Linked DNA regions of Mus musculus: region 2 is linked to region 1. The links are chromatin loops, found by intact Hi-C in ENCODE. Cell type or tissue: left cerebral cortex. All regions are shown on one strand. Each heading gives the region's core, and the rest is flanking DNA. Links, peaks and the distances in the headings are about the cores only.

Region 1 (6,293 bases), core at 1,889-4,388:
CAGGGGATGTGAGTGTGGGGAAGGGAGGCTGCAATTGGTGTATTGTGACTGTGATAGGAGTGAGACTAAGGGATTGGGTCTGAGGGCAGAGGGAGAAAGAGGGAGAGAGAGAGAGAGAGAGAGAGAGAGAGAGAGAGAGGAGAAGGTTTGCAGGCAGCCTACCTAACATTTTGGCAACAATCATTAATTCTCTTAAGTGCTCCAACTCCTCAAACATTTTATGTTAAATTTGTTTAAAATGCTGCATAAAACCAAAATAATATATGCATATTAATTGGACAATGTGATATTCTGATATATTCATATATTATGTAATGAAACATATGTTCATATATTTATTCTTTCTTATGGTAAAGTTTTCAGAATTCCTTCTCATAGCCCTCTGAAATGTTAGTGCATTATTTATGTTTATAGGCACCCAACTAAAAAAAAATGTCTGGCACAAATTCTTCCTACTGTCTAACTGTAAATTAGTGCCCATTCATCAATGTCCACCTCATAGGTCTCTGGTAGCCTCCATTCCACCCTCAACTTCTGTGATATCAACTCTTATAGATTCCGTACCTACAAGTGGGTGGTGTTTGTCTTGCTGGCCAGCTTGGTTTACTAGTACAATGGCCTCCACTTCCGTCCATGAGTCTCAACCAGGCCCCAGGTACAGAAGCTGAGACTGTAGGGAATGAACACAAGTCCTTTGTCTGCACCAAACCAGAGAAACATGGAAAAGAAGAGATTCACAATATGGACAAAGTCAACTCAGTCATTAATGTATAAACACACACATTGGGTTGTGGTCCTGAATGTTTGAATGTAATAACTCACTAATCATAAACAATCTGTGCAGTAGGTTCTATTCATTCATATGTAAACATATGAGCAATACAAAACAGTAAGCTTAAATATTTTGCCAAGGTTAGCCATCTCAAGATCACGATTCTCTGAACTATCTCTTTATTCATGTTATGACTCTATTTTGAACTGTATCATTAGCTAGTATTGTAGTTTTAAGTAACGTTTAAATTATAAGATAAAACATTTAATAAAAAAAATATATATATTTTTCAAGACAGAATCTTCAGTGTGTCTCAGGCTGCCTACTCTTTACTTTGTAGCCCATGCTGGCCTCACACTCATAGTAACTCTTCTGTGTTCGCAGCCTCCAGAGTGTTGGGATTATAAGCAGGAGGCACCCACACGAGGCTAGGTCAAGTCACTTTAATATAATAAACTTTCAGTGTTTCTTATCTGAAATTATACTAGAGGTTAGGGAGAGATAGAAATGGTGAAAACATTTTAAAAATATTTGTGGAGGGGAAAAGTATTTTTTATTATGCTTATGTTTAAAACATTTTGGTTTGCATTCATTTTAACAGTTTTTTTTGTATTTATTGTAGAAGACTTGGAAATATAGAAAAGCAAAGAAGACTTAAAAATATAGAAAAGCAAAGAAGAAAAACTCCTCATAATTAATACTACTGAAAGAAAAATTTTGTTTTTTATATGACTACTTGCAAGATATATGTGCATAATTATGACAAGGGTATAGCTGTTATAAATCAATTTTTGCTACGTATTGCATTCACGAACACAACATAAATGTTTGTCATTCTGAAAATAGTGTCTAAAACTCATTTTCAAATCAGGTCCCCATCTCACTTTCAGAGGCGTTGTACATTTTCCCTCATCTTATTCTTTCGTGCCATGTGATCCAGAGTAGGGACATTTCCTGCATTAGCAGGCTTGGTTTTGAAAGTTCCACAGCAGGAGAAACCTAGATTGCCAGCGGTAGTACTAGAGTGGGTATTGGGAGTCTCTCCAAATCAATGGCACTTTATATTAAAGAGAAAACACATCTGTGTGGAAGCAGGTGCGTATCTACCCTTTGTAATGTTAGGGTAATAATTTGTAATTTTTTGGTTTGTTTTTCAAAACAGGGTTTCTCTGTGCAGTCCTGGCTGTCCTGGAACTCACTCTGTAGACCAGGCTGGCCTCGAACTCAGAAACCCCTGTCAGGCTCCTGAGTAAGTGATGGGTAAACTTTTAAGTCATAGGTACTTTTGATTCACAGAGCATGCCACCCAAAGCCCCACGTTCAGTTATTTCAGCCGTGTTTAATGCCACAGCACATGATTTATTTGATATGATTCCAATGTATTGTTGGAGAAAATAAATAATAATTCTCAGTATATAATTATGTGGGAGACCGGATCTTTGACAGGGGAATTACTCATCTAAAGACAGATGGAAATGCTGCTCACCACAAGAGAACCTCTGAATACATTGTCTTGTTTCTAAATGAGTCTCTGATGACGTTATCTACGGAACACATCATTAAGGAAGTCAAATAGTTTAAATCTCCAATTGTGCCAGTAAGGAAGATTTCTGTGTGTGGTTGGGAGTTAAAAAGCAAAATAATAGCAAGAAAAGAAACACTTGAAATAAGAAGCAGCTGTTTTGAAAGCTTCCATTATTCCCAACCACTAGCATCTTTAAGGGTAGTGCTAAAAAACAAAACAAAACAAACAAACAAACAACAAAACCCTCAAATTCCATTCAGCTAAGAGCACAGGAAGCTGAAGGGAGAGAATGCAGGAGGGGGTGTAGTTCAAGATATAACTGCTGAGTTATGCAGAAATTCTATTCAGGAGCATCAGCTGAACCATCTCTCTAATCTGACCTAATAAATAGCTTCCCAGAAAGAAGGCTGAATTTCCTATATAGATGATACAACTTGGAAATACAACATTTGTTTCATTTTTCCCTTTTTAAATGAAGGAGTATTATGAGAAGGACCGACATTTTCTAAAATACTGAGTAATAACTGTTAACCTTGGTCATATTGAGGAGCATCTCAGGGTATAGTAAAGGTAACACCCCAGGGTAAATCTATAAGAGAGCTTCTGGATGTTCCTTAAGTAAGACCCCTTGAATATAGCCTTGCTTCCTAAATGTGGGAAGTTCAGATAAAATACAAGGAAAAGTGACCAAGTCAGCTCGTACCAGCATCTTCTCTCTCGGTCCTTGCGCATCATTCTGCACTGCATTACCCCTGTCCGGAAACAATGCTGTTGATTGTGAGCTGAAGCCTCCACTAGCGTGAGCCAAATCCATCTCTCCTCCTTTGAAGTTGTTTTGTGAGCTGTTTAGGCTTGGTGATGAAAAGTCTGGCTAAACAAAAAATTGATTATTAGAGGGAAGATAATTACTGTATTGTTCCCTGATGTTGTTTTAAAAACCTTGGACAGTGAAGCGTAGGGGTTTGGAAATGTTTGAGTATGTGGGCTAGAGAAGACCTGGAATGCTGTTGGCACAGAGTAGTGGGTGGTTCTTGTGGGAGCTCAGAAATCCAGAATACTTCCAGGAGTCCAAAGACAAGCTTTCCCCGGGAATAAGCCATCAGAGGCCCTTACATTGGCAGAGAACTTGGCCACATTTTGCCCAAACCCATGGAGGAAGGTTAGGTTTAAAGGTAATGGACTAGCTTATATGGTGGATAGAATCTCAAGGCAGCTAAAAAACAGTTTGTCCAGAAGAGAAACTGTGGACAAAGGGGATAATCTTTTAAAATAGACTAGTGCCATTAAAGAGAAGACAATAGAAAAACCCGTAGAGAGCCTTTGGGAATTGATCAGAACCCTACCTTCCCCACACTCCAGGAAGTAAAGATTTTAGCACACCTCAAATCACTTGAAATACTTGGAAGATAACTGGGGTGCCATGCTCACAGAAGCCCAATAAAGTGGGCTTATTGGAGGAAACAGATTTCTAGAGGTGGACCTTAGTTCAAGTTTATAGTTGAGCTCAGCTTCCCGTTACCACTCTGCCTCCTGACTGCCAACGCTAAACAACCAATGCCTGCATCCCTGCTTCGCTTCCTTCACTCCATGCTCCTCCCTGCTATGGTAGTCTATATTCCCTGAAACTGCAGTCCAACATAAAACTCTCTTACATCAAGTTTCTTCTTGTCAGATATTGGTTATGGTAACGAGAGAATAATACATACAGCTGCCAATGGGAGTGCCTATTGTAGAGTGATATAATACTGTTCAAACTTTCAACTTCCCATGCATTGTCAAAACAGGTTTCAGTGTTGTGGATTGTTTTAAATCTTTACCTCATGACTATCTCTATAGAGTTAAATAGTTCTCTCCCTCTCTTTATATACATATATATGTAATTTTGTATACATTTATAAATGTATGCATGTACATTGGATTTGCAAGGATTTATTCTGACCTCAGCTTTGCTAAAGATGTTAACTGTGCTGTTAGGCAAGTTGCAACTGCTTTATTTTTCATCAAGTATTGCATCTGTCAAAGGGTGATAATATCTACCACAGATGTGGGAAAAAGATGACATAATGATTTGGTAGAGTTCTCAGCTCTGTGGTAGGGCAAGGAAGACAAGCAGAAACTCCTTTTTGTCCAGTTTGAGTAATAGCTCTATAGAAGAAACTGATCCTGGTTCTCAACTTAATGAGGGGAAGCTACCCAAATGTGCATTATCTGCAATGTTACAGGTCTAAACAGAGTCAAGGAGATCAGGAATAAAAGGCATACACTGAGATAAAATCTCACTACAGGACTACCTGCTTTTCTAAGTAATGATGGGTTAACACCAAGGAGATTACGTGATGCATGCATAAGATGGGTACAGACTATGCCAGTGTGTGTGTGTGTATGTGTGTGTGTGTGTGTGTGTGTGTGTGTGTGTGTGTGTGTGTATGAAAATATGAAGGTGAGAGTGCAGCTGCTTAGTTGTGAGGTTTCAAACAAAAAATGATTGGATGGCAAATGAAAAATACGCTCTGAAGGAGACATTCATCCAAAGACTTTCCTCCAGCAGGGCAGTGCAAGATCTTGTTATTTTTAAAGTTAAACATGAGAGGACATTAAGGTAGTACACTAACATTTTCATGTGTATGGTTTTCTGAAGTTTGTATTAAGGGTGATAGGGACAGGCACAGCTCACAGCAAGAAGTCATTTACACCACCATCTGGTCACCAGAACTCTCCTGGCACTCAAGTATGCGCTGGTGTTTTCTGTTGCCTTAACATCCCTCCTCTGGCTTTGGCTGTGCTTTTTTAAGCATAGCATACAGATGGCGAATCATCATCTAAATTCATAGCTCATCTCTTCCTCTTCGTCTACATGCTTATACACATCCAAATGTCCTTGATGAACAGGATTCCCATCACCTCTGAAATACCATCCCAGGACACTGCATCTATAAATGTCTATAGCTTCTAAAACTAAAATTAGTGGGAGTAGGGAATGTATCCATGTTTTTAAAAAATTTTTTATATATAATTTTGACCTTTATTTAAAATGGATTTTTTTCCACAAAATATACTGAGATCACACCCACCCGCGAACTCTTTCCAGGTCCTCCCAACCTCTCCATTCACACAAATTCACAGTCTTTCTCTTTCTTCCTCATTGAAAAGCAGGCAATTCAAAACAAAACAAAACAACAAAGTAAAAACAAACAAACAAACAAACAAACCAGGATACTACAAAACAAACAGGAAAAAAAAAGGAGCCAAAGAAAAAAACAGAAGGAACATACAGACACAAAGCCACATGCAACTAAACAAACAGAAATCTCACAAAATCAGAAACCGTAAGATGTAAGTAAAAGTCCTGTAAGGGTAAAAAAAATAAATAAATAAAACAAATGAGTCCAGACAAAGCATTATGAGACAAAAACCTCCAAAATACCACTGACTTTATTTGTATTGGCAGTCTGCTGCTAGGCCCGGTGTCTGCTCTGAAGTATGATTTGTTTACCCACTGAGACTCCATTGAAGAAAATTAATTTTTCCTTTGTGAACAGTTGTCAACTGGAGATACCTCTGGGTTAGGGATGGGGGCTTGTGTCCATCTCTCAGTGCTGGGACCCTATCTGACTTGGAGTTATGCAGACCCTGTGTATGCTGAAGCAGTATAAATGAGTTCACACGTGTTTAAATCTTGTGTCCAGAAAACCTTGTTTCCTTGGCATCTTCCATCCCCACTGGCTTTTACAATCTGTCTCTTCTGCAAAGCTCCCTGAGTCCTGAGGGATGGATTTTATGAAGATGTCCCACTTACCAATGAGGATTCGGAGGTCTCTCATTCTTTGATGCAGTCGTGGGTCTCAGTATCTGTTCGCATTTCTGCAGGAAGGAGTTTCTCTGACGATGGTTGAGCAAGACACTGATCTATGAGTATAGCAGGATGTTGTTAAGAGTCATTAAATTCAACAGCAGGGGTCAGCTGCTTCTATCCATTGGTTGGATGCAAATATCTGC
Region 2 (6,293 bases), core at 1,920-4,419, 54 kb before region 1:
TTCCATAAATGGATACAATTGATTTATCAATTAAAAACACTAATTTACAAAAATGAAGATCGCGATAATAGGTACTTCATATATTAAAGGAGCTATTTACGTTGACATAATCGAGGCTTCTCCAGATAAACAGAGTCTATAGGACACACAAACACACACACACACACACACACACACACACACACACACACACACACGGGGAGAGAGAGAGAGAGAGAGAGAGAGAGAGAGAGAGAGAGAGAGGTGGACAGACAGACAGACAAAGAGGCACAGACACAGAAACACACAGAGAGAAATAGATGTTATTAGTACATTCATTTGGTGTTACTTTTAAAGCTAGTATAAACAGTAATGGACTTCATTACACCACTTCGTTTTCACGCATGTATTATCGTTCTTCTTTACTTCTGTCCTTCCTGCTTCTCTTCATTCTTCCTCCACCAAATCCCTTCCTGCATTCATGCCTTCATACTTATATTTAAATTGTTTTACATTAGTAAAATATTATGTCTTTATGTGCTTTTTTATTCACACAAAATTAATATTTCAAAAGGAATGGGCTTATACATTTATGGAAGTGGGGTATATCAAAATTGCAGCTAGAGCAGGCTGGCTGCAGCCTGGGGCAGCCACACCACAGACTCTAGAACCAGTTGGAGTCTATAGGTGGTTTGCTGTATAACCAGGACATGTCTGTCTGCTATAGAATTTGATCCCATTTGGGGTAGACACAGCCATTCTTTTCAGGTTTCTACTGAATGGGCTCCAGTGATATTAAGAAGAGCAATCTTCAATGGATAAGAATCTGCCCAGAAACTGTGATCAGAGTCATATTGTATGAAAAAAAGTATTCTCAATTAAACAAACAAACAAAACAACAACAACAAACCCTACTCCATACTAGGACAATACTATCACAAATCCTTACAAAAAAAATCCAGAATAATATTTTACACACAATCTGGAAGCTCTGTGATCTTAACAGGTTGGTATAAAAGTTAAAGATCAAAGTATTAAATGAAATGTTTAATGTAGTCCTAACCAGTGATATTCATGTTACTAGTATACTTACTTCTGAAAATTGCTTGCAAACCAGTAACAGCCAATATGAAAATAGCAAGCGAATACTCTTGGTAGTAATGCTGAAAAGTGCATGGTGACCCCTGTAGACATGTTGGAAAACACACAGCATGTTCAGTAAGAATGGATAAGTGTTCACAGTGAGCCATGCAGAGAAAGCAGTCTCTTCATCTGCATACTTTTCCGACTGTGCATCACAGGAAAGCTGGCAAATTTCTTTCCTTACAACCTTGCACATGACTGAATGCTTTAAAAAGGGTTTCTGTGAAAGTCATTCTTGTTTAGAAGTGAATAGAACAATAATATTTAAGCCCCAAGAAGTCCATTGTGCATGAGCAGAACAATGCCTTCCTGAAGATATTTATATGTATATCTGGCATCCTCTGAATAAGTCACCTCATGTGACAAAAGGGACCTGGGATATGAGGCTCCGACATGGAGTTAGAACTTGGACATAACTTGCCTCATGAATAGAATCTAATGACACAGGAGTGTGAAGCAGAACATTGTTCCCTGCTGTGGTGAGGAAACTGGGGAGAGAGAGAGAGAGAGAGAGAGAGAGAGAGAGAGAGAGAGAGAGAGAGAGAGAGAGGAGGCTGGGAGGAAGATGGGGTAAAAGGATAAAAGGATCATAGGCCAAGGAATGTGAGTGGCTTTTGGAAGCTGGAACAGCAGGGAAATGGATTCATTTTTTAAATTTCCAGAAAGGAATGCGTTTCTGCTGTCCTTTCATTTTCTCCCTCTGAGACTTCTGACCTATTTAACTACAGACACCAAAACCCTGTTCTTTTAAGCCTCCAAGTTTGTGTAATTTGTAACAACAGCGAGAGGAGTTACTGCACATTCTCAAGTCAGGGAAGGAGGCGAACTGCCTCGTGTCGTCTCTGATAGCTCTCTATTTTTTTCTTTTGTACCTTTAGGGTTTTTTTTTTTTTTAAAGATTAAAGGAAAAATCAATTCTAGTGTTTATTCTTGCAGGGCCAGTTTCTATTTATTCAGTTTATTCCATCTATTTACTTGTAAAATTTGCAATTTTATAATTTTTAAAACATATTCTTTTTATTGACTCTTTGGGAATTTCATATCATGCACTGCAATCCCACTCATTTCCCAATCCTTCCATATCTACCTCCCAATCTTGTAACCTCCTCCTCCCCGAACCAATAAAATAATAAAACAAACAAAAACCTTCCATTGACCCCTCTGGGCAAGGCAACAGTCCACTCCTCTTTCACCCACAGCCTTCTTTCCCACTCAGGTCTCCAGTTCTGATGTGTGTGCATCCATTCAGTCCGCCAGGTTTCTCCACCTTTCCATCACACATTCATTAGTGACAGTAGCATTGGAAGCTGAGATGTCATGCGATAGGTATATCCTTCTGCTATAGTATCAATACTGGATCCTCACCAGGGCTCCTAAAGGAGATCCTACTGTTGCCCTGTGCCATAGTTGCCCTGCAGCTTTTGTTCTGCAGGACTTGCCCCTTTCACACACTCTAGCAGTTCATGAATGACATATTTTGAGGTTGGGCCCCCACAAAGCCATGGACCCGGATAACTGAGTTTGTCAGCTCACAACTTGCCTGTGCCCGTGCTACCTTAGCCAGCTTTCCCACTGATTGTTTTTTAGTGGATTAAATACCTTTATCACTGAGTTATTGTTTAAGGTACAACAGCAGTGTGGTTTAACTGTTACTTGCAGTTGTTGGGTAAAATAATAAAATACAAAAAAAAAAAAAGAAGAAGAAGAAAAGGCCACATTTCATTATTCTAAATACCATTTGCTGTTCTGGAAAAAAATTCCAACCTTCTGAAATCCTGGAGCGATATCATTACCATGGGCAAAAAAATAACCCTCAGTGCTCTAATAAGCTTCTCTGTATGTGTTTGTATACATCCACATATGTATAGATGTAACAAGCGTAAACAGGAAACCATCCGTACCAACTGTAGTAAAACATGGGTTTATTAAGTGGTGCTTTTAAAATAACACCACCCTTTCCTTCTAAGAGAGAATTTCTTGGGGAGATTTACATAGAGAATTTTAGACAGTAAGGGCTGCTTATTGGTGGAAACTTACAAGGCTTGAAGCCATGAAAAGTTTTCCAGTTCTGAGTAGACCTTGGCATTTGCACAGTGACAATATTGTTTAGAACAAGCCCCTTTTAATGGCATTGACGTTTTCCTGTTCCACTGTGGACATTTCCCTTGAATGCCTGCGTGGGAAGAGGAACAATGTTGTCAACACCCACTGTCCATCTGAATCCTAAAAACTGGAGGTTGGATGAATGCCACAGCCGATAGTCAGAATACAGTCTGTGCAACAACATGTGCAATTTTGAGCATAGAAGCCTTGGACAGTGTTAAGACAGATTATATGATATCTGGAAATACTCAGAACATGGCTTAGGAAGAATTTTCAATATACTTTAATGCTAGTTTTATACATTTACCTCTTTCAATTAGAAAATGTCACATGAAAAATTTTGTATATGACCAAATTGATATCTTTTAGTTTTTAATAAATTATGCTTAGGGGCTAATTTTACATACAACCAGGCTTTCTTGAGAGCAGAGGTCTGACTTGTGGATCACTGTACAGACTATACACTTAAAGTGTGTATCAAGTGAATTAAGTATAATGCAAATTTAATTTTTTTTCTCTAAGAAAACTCCTTGCTTTTGATATGTCACCGGGCCTTGGTGTCTCTGAAAGCAACTGATGCCATCATAGAAACCACTTCCTTCCTTCCTTGATTCTCTTGGGGGTGAGATTTAGGACCCTCTTTTGTCTAAACAGTCAAATCCCACCCAGACCCATGCCAGTCACTAAACAACTAACAGCAGTTCTACCTGCATTATGTTTAGCCCATTGTGAAGTCTCCTTGGGGCAGAAAAAGAATCGAAAATAAATTCCAATATATATACAGACACTTAATACGCACACAAGCACTGGTGGCCTCTGGAGAGAGGGTAGCGTTGACCTGACGACCTCAGCCACATGCTAACCAAGAAAGCCAGGAGCCCTGAGTGGCTGGGGCAAGAGCAGGCCCAAGAAATGAGGAAACCTGAAGGCATTCATCTGGCAACATGTCAATTATTTCAACAATTCCCCTCTACTTGGAAGAATGTGAGCCATCTCAGGCATGGAGTTAGTATTTTTAGAATTCTTGGTATACTAAGCGTCTTGCAATTCTAGGCTCAGCTAGGAAATTAAAGTCAGGCGGAAAAGAGCAAGCTTGAGAGCGGGCTTTACTTCCTTTCTGTCAGGACCAAATAGTGTTTTCTTCTCCCAAGTGATAGTGGGATGTGGGGTCAGTTAATTGAATTTCTTCTACATTATGAAAGTCAAGGAAATACTATGTGGAGGAAGAATTTTGGTGGGAGCAAGGACCTTAGAGATGTAACCTCGTGATTACTCAACCGTTCCCCAGCTGAAGACATTTAAAATGTCCATTTCAGAAAAATATACATGACGGCCCACACAGTGAATCATCACAGTAACAACTCAAGATCTTCAGGAAATGTGAAAAATCATTTGCTTCCCAGCATTGCAAACCTATGGTAGACAATGGAGGACTTAACTCAAACACTGTCAATCTTCCTCAGGACAGAATTATCAGCAAATCTTTAGGCTTTCAAGGCTGTCAGTGACCGGAAGTAGAGATTAGGAATGAGTAAAAATGAGGATAAAGGCTTCTGGCTTGGCCAGAGCATGGGGAAGTGATGGATGTTCTGCCAGGAAAAAGAAAATGACTCTTTACCCTCAAGTGATAATTTCTAACTTCATGACAAATTGGTTTTACTTTATTCTCTCTCTCTCTCTCTCTCTCTCTCTCTCTCTCTCTCTCTCTCTGTCTCTCTCGCCCCCTCCCTCCCTCCCTCCCCCTCTCTCCACACTCCTCCACACACAGAGTTATTTTTAGCTAAATAATTTGAAAGTAGGATGTAAAGGTCATGCTTTTTGACCTATGTATAATATAGTGTACATTTCTCAAGAAAAGAATTTTATATAATCACAGTGTAGTTGGGAACAAATCTAGAGAGCTAATTAGATGATCAAATCTACACTGACTCCTAATGCATAACTCATTATACTAGCTTGTGATCTATCCTATCCTTTCTTTGTTCTTGGAAATAATGCACACATACACACAATAGTATTTCCCAATTTCTTTGTAGATTTAGTCCATAAAACAATTAGCACATGATACCAAACAAGAAGCAAACATGCTTCAGTAAATTTTGAGATATTTCTATACTTCTCTTGTTTTTCTCCCTACTTTTTGAAACTTCCCTACATAAACCGACTCTAAGTTTCCACGATGTTGTTGGCCAAAAGAAATCAAGGACCTTCAGACAGAAGAATGAGCATCACAGACGAGTTAGGATATTGGCTCTGGCAGCCCTGTGAGCACCACACTAAATTGAAGGCAGGCATGGAGACTTGGAGTGACAAAGTGATTAGTTATGACAATTTCCCAGTAAGAGATCTTGAAAGGCTGCCTTGGATCAAACTGGAACTGTAGAAGGTAAAGAATTTGGGAGTGAGAGATAGGGAAGTGGTGTCTCCCTGTTGATAGAATTCCTTTTATTCAGCAAACAAGACAAATATATTTCAGTCACATACAAAAGAGATGGGATAGAGAGGTGACTGTCCAAAGACTCCTATTACCTATGTAGTTTTGGCAGCAGTAAAAAGTAGTGACCCCCAACATAGAAAGACAGTGATGATGATATTAAGTATGAGCGAGTGAGATACAGAAGCTATAGGGCCAGAGAGGGCAGGTGCAGACAAGGTTAGAACCATGAACTTGATGCTAGTGAATTTTACAGCCTTGGAAGACATCCCTGAAATTGTCTGAGCTAGGATACATAGAAGGGATGGTTTTGAGGGGAAGATGAACAGTGGAGAGGTTAAGGAATAATGTAATAACAGAGAACAATGAGGAGAAAATACTCTACAGACTGAGTAGTGGCCTGAGTGACTGTTTCACCTTTCCTGTTTGCATGCAAGTCCTTCTCCCTTGAGGGACCATATGGTCAGATGCTTATAGATGTCTTCCTGGTTAAACCTGGAGGACAAGCTGAAACATCCTGGTCTTGGTTTTATATTTTGCACAGTGGTAAGAAATTACTCAAAAACTCAGACTTCCTAAAGGCAGTGATATACTGAAGGCATGCTCTAGTAAAGCAAGATGTCTATATACTGAA

What was found. Hi-C counts contacts between places; a loop is a spot of excess contacts. Peaks named below come from ENCODE experiments on the same cell type or tissue, not always from the same donor. Only the 100,000 strongest peaks of a DNase experiment are listed, where the experiment ranks them.
Region 2: it touches region 1 in a loop (5-fold over the local background); 4 of 42 quality-filtered maps call a loop at or near these places.

The regions. Positions count from the first base shown.
Region 1 is chr3:80,028,205-80,034,497 of GRCm38, forward strand. No RefSeq gene overlaps it. Among named protein-coding and RNA genes, the nearest start is that of Gm36569, 140 kb to the left of the region's middle. In left cerebral cortex, for the core only: no CTCF peak of the experiment used is centred there; a DNase peak (open chromatin) is centred at 3,356.
Region 2 is chr3:79,973,676-79,979,968 of GRCm38, forward strand. No RefSeq gene overlaps it. Among named protein-coding and RNA genes, the nearest start is that of Gm36569, 90 kb to the left of the region's middle. In left cerebral cortex, for the core only: no CTCF peak of the experiment used is centred there; a DNase peak (open chromatin) is centred at 3,324; H3K27ac peaks cover 899 bases.